Regions from separate parts of the Homo sapiens genome. Here region 1 is linked to region 2. Evidence: chromatin loops called from intact Hi-C (ENCODE). Cell type or tissue: chondrocyte. All regions are shown on one strand. Region 1 overlaps TRPM4 (transient receptor potential cation channel subfamily M member 4). Region 2 overlaps SNRNP70 (small nuclear ribonucleoprotein U1 subunit 70).

What was found. Hi-C counts contacts between places; a loop is a spot of excess contacts. Peaks named below come from ENCODE experiments on the same cell type or tissue, not always from the same donor. Only the 100,000 strongest peaks of a DNase experiment are listed, where the experiment ranks them.
Region 1: a loop joins it to region 2, with 4 times the contacts of the local background. A loop is called at or near these places in 96 of 110 quality-filtered maps.

The regions. Positions count from the first base shown.
Region 1 is chr19:49,196,942-49,201,941 of GRCh38, reverse strand. TRPM4 (transient receptor potential cation channel subfamily M member 4) reads right to left here. Exons shown (of 25, transcript NM_017636.4): 18 at 1,510-1,642; 19 at 1,157-1,331. Among named protein-coding and RNA genes, the nearest start is that of TRPM4, 42 kb to the right of the region's middle. RefSeq lists a silencer at 4,857-5,000. In chondrocyte, CTCF peaks have their summits at 2,670 and 2,891 (motif pointing right); no DNase peak of the experiment used is centred here.
Region 2 is chr19:49,095,390-49,100,389 of GRCh38, reverse strand. It overlaps SNRNP70 (small nuclear ribonucleoprotein U1 subunit 70), which reads right to left. Exons shown (of 10, transcript NM_003089.6): 5 at 1,899-1,963; 6 at 1,686-1,748. Among named protein-coding and RNA genes, the nearest start is that of SNRNP70, 12 kb to the right of the region's middle. RefSeq lists an enhancer at 1-474. In chondrocyte, CTCF peaks have their summits at 2,152 and 2,393 (motif pointing left); no DNase peak of the experiment used is centred here.

The sequences.
Region 1 (5,000 bases), 100 kb before region 2:
ATGGGGTGAGGGGGACAGAGACCTAAGAAAGACAGGAAGACTGCCGGGCGCGGTGGCTCACGCCTGTAATCCCAGCACTTTTGGGAGGCTGAGATGGCCGGATCACCTGAGGTGGGGAGTTTGAGACTAGCCTGACCAATGTGATGAAACCCCATCTCTACTAAAAACACAAAACTGTTAGCCAGGCGTGGTGGCACGCGCCTGTAGTCCCAGCTACTCGGGAGGCTGAGATAGGAGAATCGCTTCGATCTGGGAGGTGGAGGTTGCAGTGAGCTGAGATCGTGCCATTGCACTCCAGCCTGGGCAACAAGAGCAAAACTCCATGTAAAAAGTAAAGTACAGGTTCCTCTTCAAAGACTTTCCTCCCCATCTAATTAACAATAAATAGTAACTTCTCTTAGAAACAAAATTTATTCAAACACCTGTGCTAACATTCTTAAATATCTACTAGCCATAAAAAATAAATCAATGTACTTTATGTTCTTAGCTCTCACAATTTAGCCTAAATATTTGCCCTGACATACTTATACTGGTTCAAGCAAGCATTAGATCATAGCCTGTTCCTCTTCCTTATTTAAAAGTGTTTTTACCTTTCTCAACATTCCACAAGTTACTTCCTCCTTCCTTTGTTCTCCTCTGCCTTCGCTTCTTTTAAAAACTTCTAAGTTACTAGCCAATCAAGACAAATACAAAATGTAAAGTCCGGTTCCAGCCAATAAAAACCAGACACAGCAGTAAAATAGACGCGTCAGGTTATAAATGACCCTATCTCCTTTGTTCCGTGTACTCTCATGACAAAACTGCTGGCGAGTGTACCCTTTCTACAAAAAATAAAAATGGCTTTACTAAAAAAATTAAATTTATGTTCAAGTACTATTTCTTTACGACACCACAAAATAAACATTTCTAACATCCATCTCAAAAAAAAAGAAAAAAAAAAAGAAAAAAGAAAGACAGACAGAAAGACAGAGGGGGTGGGGTAGGCAGAGACCCAGAGAGATGATGATGGGGAATATAGGGTATCACTCAGAGATCCAGAGAAAGAGGGAGACAGAGACTCAGAGAGACAGATATTTTCTTAGAGCCAGGAGGACAGAGACCCAGGGAGCGGGGACAGAGACTCAGAGGAAGGCTGTCAGGCCGTCATCCCCCCTACCGTCCATGTCCTCCTGGGGAATCTGCCCGAAGATCTGCAGGTAGGGACGGTAGAAGACGCGGCGCAGGATACTTGGGAAGTCACTGTCCCGTGGCCTCAGGAGCCCCTCCGTGGCCACGCCATAGGCTACCAGCCACACGCCGAGGAAGAAGAGGAAGAAGAACACGTCCTTCATCTGTGGGGAGATGTGGCTGAGTCTGGCCCCGCCCTTTCCTACTCTGGCCCCACCCCTATATCCCAAAAACACGCCCCATTGCTCCCCAAAGTCACGCCCCTTCTCCACGGACCACTCCCTCCCTGGCCCCACCCCTTTCCCTATGTCCCCGCCCACTTTGGCCCCGCCCCTGCCTCACCATCTTGCTCACGATGACGATCTTGGGCCCCAGCTGTTTGTTGACCGTGAAGATGTGAAGCAGCCGCACCGTGAAAACCATGAAGTCGATGCAGAGGACAGTGCGGCCCAGGTGGTACAAACCCGGGGTCAGCCTGGGGTGTGGGGAGATGCCACAAGGGTCAAGTGTCACAAGACGCCAAGGAAAATGGAAGTCTTCCCAATGCCATCCTTCAGAGGAAGCTGCAGCCTCCACCGGGCAGGACCAGGACCCTCCCAGTCACCCGGGGTTTACTCAAATTTATTCAGTACCAAGCTGGTCCATGCAGGGCCCTGGCACCCATTTTTAAAATGGCTGCGCCTATTAAGTAATGACTGAATGAACGATGGCCTTAGCAAAGAGCTGGTCCCTGTAAGAATCAAGCTGGAAAAACTGCCGGAATATCTGTCCAACCTATAAAAGGCAAAACATATAGAGTCCTTACAAACTAATACGCAAAAGGAAGGAAGCCAGATAAAGGATACCACGTACAATTCACAGAGGACGTTCAAACGGCCAGTAAACATCAATAATTCCTATGGGGAAAATAAAAATTCTACCCCTATTTTGCATCCTCATGTACTTAAACTTTGGATGGATTAAAAACCTAGTGTATGGACAGACGCGGTGGCTCACGCCTGTAATCCCAGCACTTTGGGAGGCCGAGGCAGGCTCAAAAAAAAGAAAAGAAAAGAAACATACAAAAGTGAAAGTGAAAAGACAAGCCACAGACTTCGAGAAGATATGAAGATATTAAGACCAACAAAACTACCGAGGATTAGGATCCAGAGTATAAGGAGTATATACATTTATACATATACAAATCAATGAACCCCAATTAAAAAAACGGGAGGGTGGCCGGTCGCAGTGGCTCACGCCTGTAATCCTAGCACTTTGGGAGGCCGAGGCGGGCGGATCACGGGGTCAGGAGATCGAGAACATCTTGGCTAACACGGTGAAACCCCGTCTCTACTACAAAATACAAAAAATTAGCCGGGCGTGGAGGCAGGCACCTGTAGTCCCAGCTACTCAGTAGGCTGAGGCAGGAGAATGGCGTGAACCCGGGAGGCGGAGGTTGCAGTGAGCCGAGATCGCGCCACTGCACTCCAGCCTGGGCTACAGAGCGAGACTCCGTCTCAAAAACAAAAACAAAAACAAAAACCAAAAAAAAAACAAGGGGGCACAAGGACATATGGCCATTAAGCTTAGGAAAAGATGTCCAACCTATCTGGTAGTCAAGAGTGCATAAATTATAACAAGGAGAGGTCATGTTTACCCATTAAATTGGCAAATTTTTTTTCAGTTAAATTGAGAGCTACATTTTAGAGTGAAAGTATCAGGCATTGTCGAGCATGGCCTCAAGGGGGCACTCTCTTACCCTGATGGCAGGTGTGGAAATGAGTGAAGCTACTTAGAAGGAAATCTATCCATGTCAAAAATAAATGTACCCTTTGACCCATAAACTTTACATCTGGGATGTAAACTTTTATTATTTTGGAATAATAAAAAAACAGAAGGCTGAGCATAGTAGCTCACGCCTGTAATCCCAGCACTTTGAGAGGCCAAGGTGGGAGGATTGCTTGAGCCCTGGAGTTTGAGACCAGCCTGGGCAACAGAGTGAGACCCTGTCTCTATTTAAAACAAAAAAAGAAAGAAAGAGAGAACCTAAATGTCCATCTAGAGGGAACTGGCGAAACAAAGGATGATTCATCCATTCAATTCCGGAGATGATTAGACATTTCTCCCTTTTTTTTTTTTTTTTTTTTTTGACAGAGTTTTGCTCTTTTCACCCAGGCTAGAGTGCAGTGGCATGATCTTGGCTCACTGCAACCTCCGCCTCCCAGGTTCAGGCAATTATCCTGCCTCAGCCTCCCGAGTAGCTGGGATTACAGGCGCCTGCCACCATGCCCGGCTAATTTTTTGTATTTTTAGTAGAGATGGGGTTTCACCATGTTGGGCAGGCTGGTCTCAAACTCCTGATCTCAGGTGATCCACCCGCCTCGGCCTCCCAAAGTGCTGGGATTACAGGCATGAGCCACCACGCCAGGCCCGTTTCTCCCTTTTAAGCTGAGATCTTTCCATTTTTCACCTGGAAAGTGGTAGGCTTGATAAACTGTCCAAAATATCACTGGCAATCCTAGAGCATGGTAGCATATGGCCTTAGCCCTTTCATCTCAAAAGTCACTTTATACAAAATACAACAAATTACAAACAGAAGTATTAGTGTTCTGCAAAACTCTCATATCTTGCTCCCTGCTTGAATAAATTATTTATGTTGAATCACTTTGTAACACTGCTAACATAGCTTAGAGGAAGCCTGCCTCTCAGCGTGTCTACTGGGAAAAGCTTGAGTAGGGATCATCACTGTCATCACTGTCAACCATTCAGGATGTGTCAGGTCCCTTGTAAACAGTCACCAGGTTGTTGGCCAGGCACGGTGACCCACATCTGTAATCTCAGCACTTTCAGAGGCTAAGGCCAGTGGATCACTTGAGGCCAAGAGTTCAAGACCAGCCTGGTCAATATGGCAAAGCCCCATCTCTACAAAAAAAATACAAAAAAAATTTAGCTAGGTGTAGTGGTGCATGCCTGTAATCCCAGCTACTCACGAGGCTGAGGCAAGAGAATCGCTTGAACCCAGGAGGTGGAGGTTGCAGTGAGCCAAGATCGTACCACTGCACTCCAGTCTGGGCGACACAGCGGAACTCTGGCTCAAAAAAAAAAAAGAAAAGAAAGAAAACAAAAACAAACAAACAAACAAAAAACCAGTCACCAGGTTGTATCCACAAACTTTTCTGTTTGCTCTCCTCAAAAGGAGGAGTATCCTAATGCAGGATACTCCATAATGCAGGCAGGGCAAGGGTTAAACCCTTAGCTTGGAGGGATGGAAGGAAGCATAGAAGGAAGGAAGGAAGGAAGGAAGGAAGGAAGGAAGGAAGGAGGGAGGGAGGCAGAGGGGCAGAGGACAGAGGGAGAGAGAGAGAAAGAAAAGAGAAAAAGAAAAAGAAAAGAAAGGAAAAGAAAAGAGAAAGAAAGAAAAGAAAGAGAGAGAAAGAAAGAAAGAAAGAAAGAAAGAAAGAAAGAAAGAAAGAAAGAAAGAAAGAAAAAGAAAGAAAGAGAAAGAAAGAAAGAAAAAAAAAGGAAAGAAAGAAAAAGTCGGGGGCAGGAGGGCAAGGGGCCTGGGACCAACGAGCTATGTGGAGGAAGAGAAGGGAGGAGGTGAGGTTGGCACCCAGGTCGGGGCGCTCCCATAAATATCTGTTAAACTTCAGGCCTAGCAATAAATAGCAGCAGAGGCTGAGTGGCGGACAGTGGGGTTTTCTCCTGAATCCTGCCGTCCCTGAAGCCAGATCTCCAGGTGCCAGCCAATTACCCTGGGGCAATCGTCATGCCCGACTTTCCTAAGAGGGGTTCTCAATCAGCAGGGTTGGCTTGACCTGCTGCCCAGCTGCGGGGAAGCCGGGAGTGGAGAC
Region 2 (5,000 bases):
AGGTCCATGAGGCCACACAGCTTGGGGAAGAGCCCTGGAAGGCCAGATGGTGGCAGCTGGACCTGTCCTAACATGCTAGGGACCCATGGGATGCTGTCAGCAGAGATGGGGTCAGCTCTGGATGTCAGAAAGACCCCTTGGGGACCATGTCAGGGAGAACAACGGGCAAGGCAGGGCTGTTGAGACAGAGGTGGCCAGAATGAACCAGGGAAGATTTCTGGGAGGTAACAGCATTTGAGCTGGTCCCTAAAGGATGGCTAGTTCGCCATTCACATCACTACCAGTTGGCGACCAACCTGTATCATGGATGAACCTGGGACCCCACAGCCTCCAAAACACAACCAAGATTCCTGACTTGAATGGATCAGAGGGACAAGGGTGGGGCCAAGGTTGTCACTGGGCTGTGCAAGGCAGAACAACGTGTGTGTGTGTGTGTACACATATATACACATGCACATACACACACACACACAGGCACGAGACACCACACTCGGCTAATCTTTTGTATTTTTGTAGAGACGGGGTTTCGCCATGTTGGCCAGGCTGGTCTTGCCTCCTGACCTCAGGTGATCTGCCTGCCTCGCCCTCCCAACATGTGGGATTACAGGCGTGAGCTACCACGCCCAGCCTACAATACTTTTTTTTTTTTTTAAGATGGAGTCCCACTCTGTTGCCCAGGCTGGAGTACAGTGGTGTGATCTCGGCTCACTGCAACCTCCGCCTCCTGGGTTCAAGCAATTCTCCTGCCTCAGCCTCCTCAGTAGCTGGGATTACGGGCGCCCGCTATCATGCCCAGCTAATTTTTGTATTTTTTTTTTTTTTGTACAGACCAGGTTTCACCATGTTGGTCAGACTGGTCTCGAACTCCTGACCTCAGGTTATCCGCCCACCTCGGCCTCCCAAAGTGCTGGGATTACAGGCGTGAGCCACCGTGCCTGGCCCAACAATACTTTTTTTTTCCTTTGTGTGGAGAACGGGGTCTTGCTATATTGCCCAGGCAGGTCTCGAACTCCTGGGTTTAAGCTATCCTCCCGCCTCTGCCTCCTTAAGAGCTGAGATTACAGGTGTGAGCCATTGCACCCGGCCTGACATGTATAAATATTTTTAAAAGACGTATCAGAAACAGAGCAGGGAGAAGAGACATGGCTAACATCAGTTTGTGTGTAGGATGGCCTCAAGCCCTCACTACTGCCCAGTGAAGGCATGCGTCTCCCATGTTAGATAAAGGAAATCAGACACAGAGCACTTCAGTGACTTAAAAGAAGATTGGTAAAACAAAGCCTTCCTCTAAAACGGGACTCAGCATAGGTATTCTGCCAAGACCCAGAGAGTAGATATTTCCAGCTTGGACGGCCGTATACTGTTGCAACAATCCAACCCTGCCTTACAACAGTAGCAGCCAAAGACAATGTGTAAACAAACAGACCTGCCTGGCTGAGCAGCAGGAAAACTTTAAGTCTGTAGTTTGCCAACCCCTGCTCTCAACCAACCACCAGCAGTCATTACTTCTCATTTTACTTCTGCTGCCCAAGGTCTGCTGCATGGAGATACAGTCAGGATGCATAAATCCAGGCCCTGAAATGGTGTGAGCCATGCTCAGGGCTGGGACCTCTCTCCCTCCCTCTCAGGATACAGCCCCTCCTCCATGCACCCCCAATTCAAACACCCTGACCCACTCCACTTACTCTTTTGATAGGTCCGTACACCTCAAACTCTCTCCGGAGCTTGGATTCTGTTGTGTCATAATTCTACAAGGAGATGGATATGACGTTAAATGGGAGAACAGAGCTGTCCCACAGCCCCTGGAACATTCCCCTGTACCTAGCCTATTTGACCTTTGTGCCAGACCCAGGCTCTCAGCAGCGTGGGGTTCCAGGAGCTAGGAGCTGGGGACTTACCACTCTCGCCACGAAGAGAGTCTTGAAGGCATCCCCCTGAGCATTGGGATCATTGTGAGGGTCCCCTGTGCAGGAAGAAAGGAATTTTATAAGTTGAAGGTGTCCATGGTCTCAGGTAGCAAAACAAATACGATGGGCAGAGGCCAAGAAGAAAACGGTGGCATTGGGAGAGGCCCCTAACTGGAGGAACATGGGTGGTGACCTGGCAACCTCAGGGACGCCCCTCTCTGAACCTGTTTCTCTGAGGCACAGTGGGCTTTATCAGAGTGGCTGAGAGATAATCCAGGCTGCTGAGGAGAGGAGGTAAGGCTGACTTCAAGCTGACAGGATGTGGGCAGGCCCAACTGCCATTTCAGACCTACATAAACCCTAAGGGCCCTATCGCTCCCAGATGCAAGGTGATCCAAACAGTAATAGCCCAACTGGGCCTCCCTGGAGATGCAGCTGATGCCCCCAGGTTCTGAGCTCCCTCCTGTAGGCAGGGCCACACTGCCACCTACTGGACACAGACTGCAACTACAGCCCACAGGAAAACCTGAGACCAAGCTGCCCCAAGGCTAAGAATGAGAGCCAGGAAAGCAAACACTAAGTAAGCTCTGCTTTCCTGTCTGTGCCCTGTGTCTCTAAAAAGGAACCCAGGAACTGACTAGCGTCAGATCAGATTCTCACTCCAGCCTCACTACTGTGAGGCAAACTGTTCTACCTGGCTACTAAGGAATAACAATCTCCAAAGAAAAGAGCCAGGAATCTCCTAAGAAACCAATTTCATAGGTGATCCTGCTGGGTCAGGCCTGGGAATAAGTCCTTTTCACCAAATATGGTGGCTCCAGCACATAATGACCCTGACTCCTGCCGGGGCCTTAAGGACACTCTGCCGGTTCTTCCATGGTATAGTGTTTCCCTCGGAAGCCCTGTCACATTCTGGGAGAGCATGAGAAAAGGAATAACATTAACCCATTTATGCCAGAGGTTGCAATTTTTTGAATTGCAGACACGTGTGAAAAATCAGACCCTGGTGATGACCCGAGCAGTAGGATATAAATAACTCCCACATGCTTAGCGTTCCAATAATGGAACATTAGACATATAATTTACTGAACACGTACTATGGCCCAGACACAGTGCTGGACACTGATATTTATTTATTACTATTTTGCAAATGGAAGTAAAACAGAACAAACTCGAGACACAGAAAAAGGGAGGTGTTAAAGTGGCGAAGGGCCAAGGCAGACTTCACCTCTCACCCCGGGCACTTGAACTACCAGGCTCCTTCCCCGAACCCTCGGGTGCTACCTTTTCAGGAAGACAGTGTGGGTGTTGCCAGAAGCTAGAGAAATAAAGTCTCAGATTTTTTTTTTTTTTAAACAGAGTCTTGCTCTGTTGCCCAGGCTTAAAGTGCAATGGCGCAATCTCGTCTCACTGCAACCTCTGCCTCCGAGGTTCAAGCAATTCTCCTGCCTCAGCTTCTCAAGCAGCTGGGATTACAGGCGTGCACCACCACATCCAGCTAATTTTTGTATTGTTAGTAGAGATGGGGTTTCGCCATGTTGGCCAGGCTGGTCTCGAACTCCTGACCTCAGGTGATCCGCCCTCCTCGGCCTCCCAAAGTGCTGGGATTACAGGCATGAACCACCGCGTCCCGCCAGATTTGTTTCTTATGAGAGAATTTAACTACAAGTATAAACTAAGGTCAAGATGACTTTAAGGAATGTACTTTTTTTGAGATGGAGTGTCACTCTTGTTGCCCAAGGTCAGTGCAATGGATGGCGAGATCTCGGCTTACTGCAACCTCCGCCTCCCGGGTTCAAGCGATTCTCCTGCCTCAGCCTCCCAAGTAGCTGGGATTACAAACACACACCACCACACCCAGCTAATCTTTTGTATTTTTAGTAGAGACGGGGTTTCACTATGTTGGCCAGGCTGGTTTCGAACTCCTGACCTCAGGTGATCTGCCTGCCTCGGCCTCCCAAAGTGCTGGCATTACAGGCGTGAGCCACCGCACCTGGCCTAAGAATATTTTAGAAAACAGAAGCCTAAGCCACAATTTAAGGGAATCGCTATCTGGGACAAATGGAAACGTCTGAAAACAACTCCATCTCAGCGTTCTCTCCACCCACTCCTCAAGTTCCTTGCCAGGCTGGGCACAGTGGCTCACACCTGTAATCCCAGCAATTTGGGAGGCTAAGGCGGACGGATCACCTGAGGTCAGGTGTTTGAGACCAGCCTGGCAAACATGGCGAAACCCCGTCTCTACTAAAAATACAAAATTACCAGGGCATGGTGGTGTGCGCCTATAGTCCCAGCTACTCGGGAGGCTGACGCAGGAGAATTGCTTGAATCTGGGAGGTGGAGATTGCAGTGAGCCGAGATCATACCACTGAACTCCAGCCTCGGCAATAAAGCGAAAAAAAAAACAAAAAACAAAAAACGTTCCTTGCCATACCTTATCCCTGAGCGTTGTAATTTTCTATGGCCAGGTCTCTCAATCTGCACTGGCTTTTTTTTTTTTTTTTTTTGCACCAGCTAACTCTCATTCATTCAATAGGTAATTCTTTTTATTCGCCGATGTTTGTGCTCTTGTAAGTAAGTAATTCTTAAGCATCTACTATGTGCCTGGAAATGCTATAGTTGTTGGGGATTTCGCAGTAAACAAGACAAAAAAAGGTGCTGGGCGCAGTGGCTCACAGCTGTAATGCCAGCACTTTGGGAGGCCAAGGCAGGCGGATCACTTGTGACCAAGAGTTCAAGAAGACCAGCCTGATCAACACAGCGAAACCTCATCCCTACTAAAAATACACAAAAAATTAGCTGGGTGTGGTCCAGCTACTCAGGAGACTAAGACAAGAGAATCGCTTGAACCAGGGAGGCGATGAAGGTTGCAGTAAACCGAGATCGTGCCACTACAGTCTATCCTGTGCAACAGAGTGAGACTGTCTCCAAAAAAAAAAAAAAAAAGGTGTCTACCCTCATGGGGTTCATATGCTAATGAAAGAGGTAAATAAGGAGATCCTATGATCACATCAGATGACGACAGAGAATAGAAACGGGTGACTTTACAAGGCAGGTTAGAAAAAGCCTCACAAGATGCTAACATTTAATGAA